Regions from separate parts of the Homo sapiens genome. Here region 1 is linked to region 2. Evidence: chromatin contacts called from ENCODE Hi-C or POLR2A ChIA-PET data. All regions are on one chromosome and are shown on one strand. Each heading gives the region's core, a stretch centred on a gene start or an enhancer-like site at or near the end of the contact. The rest is flanking DNA. Distances are from core to core; before and after follow the strand shown.

Region 1 (4,479 bases), core at 310-2,809, 560 kb after region 2:
AGTTCTGGGATTACAAAAATGAATTAGACCATTTGATCACACTTAAGCAGTTCAGACTCTAGGTAGTAAAGACCTAAAAACAGAAAATCATCTTAAGTATTTGCTCAATGGCTCTTTTTCCATGGGAAAAGAGGGCAAGGACTTCATTCTATGAGGACATGACTGTCTGATTCACGGCTGTCATCACCAGCACCTAATACATAGTCACACTCACTATTTGTTAAATACATGAATACATGCTAAAATAGGGTTTTATATATAGAGGGAGTATGGGAGCCCCCAAAAGGGACATTTGCTTAGTTTTATGTGTAAATATCGGGCTGGAGGGTGAGGTAAGGGTGTTATTTCAGAGGTATCAGGAAAAATTCCTTAAAGATGAGAACTGAGCTGAGTTTTGGGAGACAGAGGAAATTAGGTAAAAGTGGAGTTGGGGGTTGCTTAGGAGTTCCCATATCTTGTGGCGGAACTTCAAGCAGTTTCGGAGTGCCAAGACAACAGCCTGTAAATGTAAGCAGAAGAAAGATCTGGAAGGGCTTTCTAGGCTGTTTTATATATTTCCATTTTAGTATCCATATCCATATGCTTATTTTAAACACTTGTCCATAGATCCTTACTACACTGGTAGCTCATTGATGCTAAGGACTGCATGTAGCTTGTTATCCAGGTGCCCAGCATAATAATGGGGATATGGTAGTTCCTCAAAAGTTAATGCAGAAATGAAAGAACAAACGGAAGAATAACAAGTAACGGCATTGTGAGCACTCTCCAGTGATGAAGTCATCAGATGGTAGGGATGTCAGGAAAGGGGACTATACCAGGTTAGACAGAGACCTACTCAGCATCTTAACTAACGGTGAGGTAAGTTTAGTAAGCCTCACATCTCAGAAATAAAATCAGAGGGAGGAATGTTGGGAGTTTCAAACTGCTTTCCTAGCGGGAAGGTGAAAAAACACAAAATATAGTGGGGTGCGGTGCCTCATGCCTGTAATCCCATTTTGCTGAGGTGAGAGGATTGCTTGAGGCCGAGTACGAAACCAGCCTGGGCAACATAGCGAGACCCCCGTCTCTACAAAAGAAAAAATGTGAAATTAATGGCAAGCGCCTGTAGTTCCAGCTACTGGGATGAGGAGGGAGGATCGCTGGAGGCTGCAGTGAGCTACGATCGCTCTAGCCTGGGCGACAGGATGAGACCTTGTCTCAAATAGAGATAGACAGACAGACAGACTTCAGAATTTATTAGGGTTTGTAATTTCCAGGTTCCAAAGCACAGCAAGGGAAAGGGCCTGGCTGGGTAGTACGTTACACCCGGAAGTAAAGAGACGCATACACCGTTGGGTGCACTTTATAGTCTGGCTGGCAAACGAGCGACACCGACGCGCAGAGTTAAGTGCTGGGACTTCCCAAGCCTGGAAAGCAGACCGTGTCTCTGCAACTACGCGGCTGCCACGAGCGCTGAGCGGCCGGGCATTTGGCCTCGAGGAGGAGGCACTGTAAGGGCGGCGCAAGAGGGCGGAACGCGGGACGCCAGGCACCCTAGCTCCCGACGGACGCAGTTTTCAGTTGCACGGGCGAGCTCCGGGCCGGCTGCGGAGCGACTCCCCGCCGCCAAGTGGGCGGCGTGGCTGTCGGGAAAGAAGGGCTGGGGCCTGCCGTTCTTCCTCCCGAGTATCCCCTCCAGCTGGACGACCCCACGCTGCAGCACGGGCTTCCGGCTTCTCTCCTCAGTGGCCAATTCGAGGGCACAGCGGGCTCCGGAGGCGCGGCGGCAAGCCTATCCCGCCTCCCAACCACAGCCTCCAGCACCCGAGAGAACGGCCGCCCACAGCACACGTTCTCCGGACAGGAGGGCGAAGGCCCAAGACCTGGAGAGGTGGGCTCGAGGGAAAGATCTGGGTCCCACCACTACTTCCTGGAGACGCCGGGGAAAGCAGGCCATCCTTCGAGCCACCCATCTCTTCTCCGATTGGTTAACTGCCTTCTTATTGCGCTCCGCTGGCTGGTGATTGGTTGGGATGCACCGTCTATCACCTGCTTCCTTGTGAGAATCTAGGTCTCTAAGGGAAGCGTTACTTGAGGCTCGGTTGGGAAGAGGTTGGTTGGGCCTCTTGAGCCCACTTTATTTATCGTAGTGGGGATCGTCCCCCGGCGCGAGCTTCCGTCGCAACGGCCGGGAAAGAAACCAGTAGCGGGACGGAGGGCGGGGGTGGCAAGAAAGTCAAGGTTTAGAAGTAAGCCGGAGACGCCTAACCCTGGTAACATCCGAATGGGAACGGGATAGGAAGGAAGGCCTTTGAGAGAGGAGGCGTAAACCCAGGAACAGTGACAGTGTAGGACGAAAGGCCTAAGTTTGTTGCGGAAGGTAGGGGCCTTGCGGGAGGTTTTCGTGACCTAATTGTATGGGGATCTAATTTTCTAGATGTGTCTAACAAAATCCACTGGAGAATTTGCTTTGGCTTTGCAGCAGAGTGGGGAGACTACCACCCGTTCCTGGCCTTTAAAGAAACAGTTTATTGAATTATTCAACTCTCTTTTATTGCTTCAGATGGGCAGCTCTCAAAAAAGGCACAAACAATTGAAGGATGGATACCATGGCATATGTTAAAAGCGTGTTGAAAGGAAAATAAGGTATTCGCTTTGTTTTCATTGTGATTAACTGTATAAGAAAATTACCTTTAAGGAGAAGCTCAAGTTTTAAATAATATTAGGGTAACTTGATTTTATGATAGGCTTCAACTTGTAAAATTATTTATTACAAAAATCCTATTATTGCTGTACCTACGAAATATGCTCTTTGCTAATTATGGTCTTAATCTGAAGATAGAGATCTTGAGTTTTTAGTAGTGTTAATTCATATTTGAGTGGATAATGTTACTAGGTCATTTGTTCAAAATGACATAATAAAATAACCACAGTGAAAAAAATCCTTGAATTTGTAATTTAGTGTTACAGGTGAAATTGAATAGTTGCTTACTCCAACAGTATTTTAGACTTGTAGGCTAATTTCACCTTATATTTAAAGCAGCTTGCTTATTAAATACCTAGTGTATTTCGAGAGGCAGAGTTGCACAGTTGCTTCACTGGTAGCCTAGCCATTTGAGCCTCCAGCCTCTACTGAGTCAGGTGCTGTATTACTCATACCCTTTAGTGACATGCCAGAAATTGTCGAGGAATAGTTTATTTCATCTGCAGAACACCCAAATTAGCTCTTAACAGCAGACCTGGTCCTACCCTGGAAAACTCTAATCAAGGATTGGGGATGAGATTTGGGCATCTAGATTTTTAAAAATACCCTTAAGTGAGTTTGAGAACCATTGCTTTAGTGTGACTTACTGAATAGATGTATTTAAGAAATTCTAAAATATTTGTGAAACAAACATCTTTCTCTCTTGATTTCCATGTAATTTAAAAGTGAGCTTCTCAGGAGTGACACTTAAATATAATCCAAAAATAGTGGTTTCTTAGGCAAAGTCAGGAAGTTTCACTGGCATTCTGAAACTCCTGGGACTAACCATTCCAGGCTTAAGGATGAGGCTTGATATGGGGTGATACAAAGTGCTCTGATGCACTTTCACAATCCTTGAGCCATACATGATGTCTTGTTTCCTGTTGGGTTTCAAAGTCTTCCTGGTAAGCTTTAATAAGAGACCACCTTCCAGTTTGTTCAGTAGATATTAATTAGGCTAAATGATTTTCACCTCATCAAAGTGCAGTGGGGGATAATATTACATTCATGAGCCTTATTTTGGAAAGAATACCTTGCTGAAAACAAATGTAAATTATATCATCCCAGTATCCCTTTGCTCATTAAGTGAAGAATGTGCATAATTCAAGCCTAAAATTTGTAATTAATGTGAAGTACCCAGATCCTGAAACATAAATGAGGACTTCTGGATCAACTTTTCCAGATCGTCAACATGGTCAAAAATGAGATAATCACTATGGTATTCAGGCATGAGCATTGTGTGGTAAACCCAAATCCAGTCTGACTTAATGGCTTTAGGCAAAGAAGTAAGTGCCAATTGTGTTGTATTTCCTAGAAGCTGTTTTTCATTTTATATGTAAGCTTCTCACTGCAAGATTTGGCAAATACAGTATTTGGGTAGGGGACAACATTTAAAAATTAAGAAAAACTGCAAGTTAAAAATACAAAGCCAAATGTGGTCCATGACTTAACACCTTGAATGTTGTTTATATTGTTTGAACAGAAAGCCAGGAATCTCAGGATGAATCAGTCTAGATCGAGATCAGATGGTGGCAGTGAAGAAACCTTACCTCAAGACCATAATCATCATGAAAATGAGAGAAGATGGCAGCAAGAGCGTCTCCACAGAGAAGAGGCCTATTATCAGTTTATTAATGAACTCAATGATGAAGATTATCGGCTTATGAGAGACCATAATCTTTTAGGCACCCCTGGTAAGAGATGGGTAAAAGAGGAAACACCCTTTTTTCATCATTTAGATGGAAGGATTTCAAGAT
Region 2 (4,499 bases), core at 1,386-3,885:
TTGTTGAGTACCTACTGTTTGCTGCACATGATTCAGAACATTCAGCATATACAGGGAAATAAAACACAGCCCCTGAGTAAGGCAGAAAGGAGTGAGCAGAAGTCACTATGTGAGAAGCAATGAATAAGGTGAAATCACCATAAAAGCATGGGAAGGAAAAAAAGTCTTTTAGCCATGTTTTCTGTTTTCTTTCTTTCTATTAGCTCATTTCCAGTCTGTTCCTTTCCATCCATCATTTGCCTAAAAATCCTCCCTCATTATCATACAATTAGACCATTTTATGACCTAACAGGCCCTTTGAGATCACATAGCCTTGATGCTTTCAGACTGTTTGGATCCTAGAGTTTTCAGACTGCCTCAAGTTCCTTGGCAGTCCTCATGGGCCATCTGTTGACAAATGCTTGATGGTTCTATAGTCATTGATTCACTCATGTGGCAACAGTACGGGAAGATCTACTTATGCTGGCCACAGCATGCGGTATTGAAGATATGGCAGTGAGCAAAATAATTAAGGAGCGAATGCTCACAGAGGACCCTGCCCACATGGTATCTACAGACTGTGGGGAAGGGCATTGGTAAAATTCATATCACAAATGTAAGCTCACAACTGTGACACCTGCATGACAAAGATCTATACTGAAAAGAGCTATATTGCTGTATCTATTTAATCATGTCAAATAAATACATGATCTGACCCATCAGAAGATTCTGGAAAAACTGCCCTGGGGAGTCGGGGCTGACAGGAGGTCTAAGGATGGGTGTGCATTAGATGGAAGGGGAAGGCAGTCCAGGGGAAGGAAGGTGCATGCAAATGCTCAAGATGGGAGGGATTTGGGTGTTTTTGGAGAAAGAAGGTAGTAGGATAGAGTTCCGAGAGCAAGATGGAGTGTGGAGCAAAATGCAGCTAGTGTGTCCTATGAACCCCATTCTGGATTCCAGTATCTAGAATGGGGTTCTCAGAGCAATGGCAGCCACAGAGCAATGGCAGCCACAGAAGGGGGTTTGAATAGGAAGGAGCACAGGGCTGGTGAAATTAGCATGTTTGCCTTCACAAGCTGTCCCTGGATGCAGAGTGGAGAATGTTCTGGAGGGCACCTCGTGAATGCAGGCCCCCAGAGGCAGTTATGGGAGTGGTTCAGGGAAGACACGAAGTGACTTGGACTCAGGAGCTGGTGGTGGAGGAGCAGCTGGAACAGGCACGAATTGCTGTGTGACTCCCAACACACAGAGCAGGAAGTGCTCCATTTCTTTTTATTCCAAACCAAACCAGATTTGGCTCCAAGTGGCTACTCATCCTTGGGAGCAAGTGACAACTTGGAGCCAGACTTTATTTGACAGTGTGACTCCCCAGCCCTCCCCTATTCCTTGGGTCACTCCGGTGCTTACCCAGTCAGGAATAATTGGGAAGTGATGTCAGAGAATTTTTCCTCTGCTTTCAGGCTATTTTCATGCAGAGAAGATTTAGTATGAACTGTGTCTTCTCCCTGATTCCAAAATGAATTTGGATCTGCATAACCCAAAATACCAGCCATCTGTTCTTGTCTAAAAGTCAAAGCCACACCACCAGGCGCTGACACCTGGAAACATTTATTTGAACTTTTTTTGACCACAAAAAATAGATTGCTTGTAAATCACACCTATCAAAGATTCTAGCTTTTCAGTTGCTATAAAATGTTACAATTGCCACCAAAAGAGGGCATTCTCTTATCTGTTTAAAACAACCCCACACAAGCTACCTGGAAATGTGAATGCAGTCTCTTTTCTGTAGCAGGGGCTGCTGGTCAGCAGTTCACTGAGACATGGGCTTTTTGTCTTGCCCTTCACTGACTATTTAAAAGTGGAAATCTCTGCTACTTGGACCAACTCCCTATGACTTCTAGGGCAAGGGAGCCCACAGTTCTAGAACCCAAAGGCCTGGTTGTCCATGCCACCAGGAGAAGATGAAAGAATACCTTTTTCCATTGGTCCGGCAATTCCTGTAGTGACAGTGCCCACAGACCAGTCTGGGAAGGCTCGGGTGTCCACTCCAGCCCCAGCTTTCTTCTGAATGGCTTCCTACCCAGAGGGCATGTTTGTACCACCTGACCCCACCTCCGTGAGTAAGCTGCTGGGATCGAGAATTCACACCTGCAGGGCTACTACATGTGCAGGTTGTGCTTTGAAGAAGACACTTGGCCTAGAGGGCAGTTGAGGTCTGAAATCCAGGCAGTGTTCAGCTGCCGAAAAGCATGTACTTGCTGGGGGTGCCACAGCCTGGGGAAAGGGCTCCTTTTTGAATTAGTCCACCCAAAGACAAGCCCTTTTAGAATCATCTGCTCTGGAGGGGAATCTCTTCTCCAATTTGCCTGCAGGTGATAGGGAAGTGCTGGGAAGGGAACAGCTGGTCCCTTTAAACGATACGGGGAAGGGAAGTGCTGGGTAGAGGAGGGCGTGGTCCCTGGCTAGGGCTCCACCCCCACCGACGTCGGGGAGGACAGGCATTTCCTGCCCAAATGCCATGCCCCCATCCTGTGCCTATAAAAACCCGGATACCCTAGTAGGCAGACACACAGACAGCTGGATCTCCAGTGCCTGCATGCCGGCAGGCCACCGGTAGAAGCCGAATGATGCAGAGTTTGGCTGAGGCAGAAGCAGAACGATGCAGAGTTTGGCTGAGGCAGTCTGAGGAGAGCCCAGGCTGCTGAGCCGCTGAGTGGCCTGACTCCAGGGAAAAATCTTCCTGCTCCATCCCCTTCTGACTTCCCTCATATGCTGAGAGCTACCTCGACTCAACAAAACCTTGCACTCATTCTCCAAGCCCAGGTGTGATCCGATTCTTCTGGTACTCCAAGGCAAGAACCCGGGATACAGAAAGCTCTCTGTCCTTGCGACAAGGTAGAGGGTCTAATGGAGCTAACATAAGCGCCTATAGACAGCAAACTAAGAAAGCACCCTGTAGCACATGCCCACGGGGCTTCAGGAGCTGTAAACATTCATCTAGACACTGCTGTAGGGTCGGCGCCCCACAGCCTGCCCGCCTGTAGGCTCCCCTAGAGATTTGAGCAGCGGGGCACTGAAGAAGCAAGCCACTCCCCCATCGCACGCCCTGCGAGGGGAACAAGGGAACTTCCCCTTTCACAGGCACTGCAGGTGGTAGCACCGGCCATGGGCACCTGACCCAGAGGGTTGAACAGTTGCTGCAAAGTTCTGTCCGTTACAAATCATCTATACAAAACGAGGAGCAGCCCAGGCAGGCAGAAAATATCAGAGTGAGAACATAAGATGTAGGGAGACTGAGGTTGACCAAGGGACAGGGCACAAGGAATGCTGTAGTGATTGGGTGTGTCAGGTTGCAGCAGCAGTGGTGTAGCTGAATCACACTGGAGATAGAGCCTGAGCCAGATGCAGTGGGGACCTCCTGCTTGGGGGCTGTGACCGCGTTGCCTGCACACCCCTGAGCTGCAGCACCACCAGGCTACTGCCAACTCAAGGCCACTGCATAGGGGTTGCCATTTCCTTTTTCCTCTCCTGTATCTTAATAATAAAAGGTACCACGTGGGACAACCTAAGGCTTTTCTTGGTCCTGGAACCTAAGAGTACAGTAGCCAGCGGAAAGTCTAGGAGCTAAGTGGAGAGAAGCACAGAGTGTTCTGGGAACTTCCACGGTAACGTGACTAGAGGCAGGTCCATGACTAGGGGTGGAGTGGGCTTCCTTTTCCTGTCTTGCTTCCTCAGTTCCAGTGCACAGCTCCTCAATTGCAGCTTCCTGGCTCTACTGCACTTACCAGCCTGTCCTGCCACCAGATCACCCCTCCTGACCGGGACAGACAGTGGGCATGTGGCACCCACAGAGGAGACATGAATCTTTATCAAACTCCTGTTCTAACAGAATTTCTTGTCTAACAAAAATTGCCTTCACAAAACTTACTGCAATCACAATTGTTGTGTTTGTTGATTTACTTTTTGTCACCTCCCCTACGAGGTGATGAGCTTTCAGGGATGGAGGCCTTTTCATTGTGCTCACTGTTGTATTTCTCATGTCCAGAGTGCTCAATGCTTACTTACCGAGTCAAGTTAAACATGCCTTGATACACATCAAAAGGAATATGGCTTTCTGCAGAATAATCACCTTGGTAGACATTTTTCCCTAAACGTTTTAAAACAAGGCTTCTAAAATTGTCTTCAGGAAATTAATTTAGAGTATTCATAAGAAAAAGAAGACTTGATGCTTTATGCATCCAAGAGTAAATGAAACACAGGGCTATATTAATATTTACCAAATCAGCTGAAATCCAACTGCTTAGAGAGATGCTTTTCAGTGGCTGACTCGTGTTTTTAACTACAATGATCCTACTTTTCTGGCCTCTGCATATCTGAGTTTGTTAAAGACAGAAAGCCGATCCCCTGCTTTAAGAGCTAAGGTTCCAATCTTATTCAAATGGTCATATCCATCTGTCCTGATGTAAGAAAACTATATTTACGAATATGCTCATGTTTTCCTTCTTATGAGAAAAAAAATC

Evidence for each region. A loop is a pair of places that touch in the nucleus more often than their neighbours do. ChIA-PET counts read pairs that join two places held with the same protein, here RNA polymerase II (POLR2A). Pooled maps may share reads with other maps.
Region 1: a loop to region 2 is called in a map of B cell, with 7 times the contacts of the local background. The contact joins the promoter of RNF6 here to the enhancer-like site in region 2. A Hi-C loop is called at or near these places in 1 of 168 maps with a recorded cell type or tissue (B cell) and 2 of 50 pooled maps. POLR2A ChIA-PET finds 5 or more read pairs at or near these places in 2 of 52 experiments (H1 and SK-N-SH).

Annotation. Positions count from the first base shown.
Region 1 is chr13:26,219,394-26,223,872 of GRCh38, reverse strand. It overlaps RNF6 (ring finger protein 6), which reads left to right and starts at 1,559. Exons shown (of 5, transcript NM_005977.4): 1 at 1,559-1,870; 2 at 2,543-2,625; 3 at 4,206-4,416. The coding sequence starts at 4,224. RefSeq lists enhancers at 1,499-1,878, 1,024-1,905, 1,906-2,787 and a silencer at 2,329-2,378.
Region 2 is chr13:26,784,052-26,788,550 of GRCh38, reverse strand. No RefSeq gene overlaps it. Among named protein-coding and RNA genes, the nearest start is that of GPR12, 26 kb to the right of the region's middle. RefSeq lists a silencer at 2,386-2,435 and enhancers at 3,136-3,185, 2,968-3,583. Within about 2 kb of position 2,635, at least 7 of the 41 ENCODE cell types and tissues checked have a DNase peak (open chromatin) inside an H3K27ac peak, as active enhancers do; they include B cell, where a contact is called at or near this core.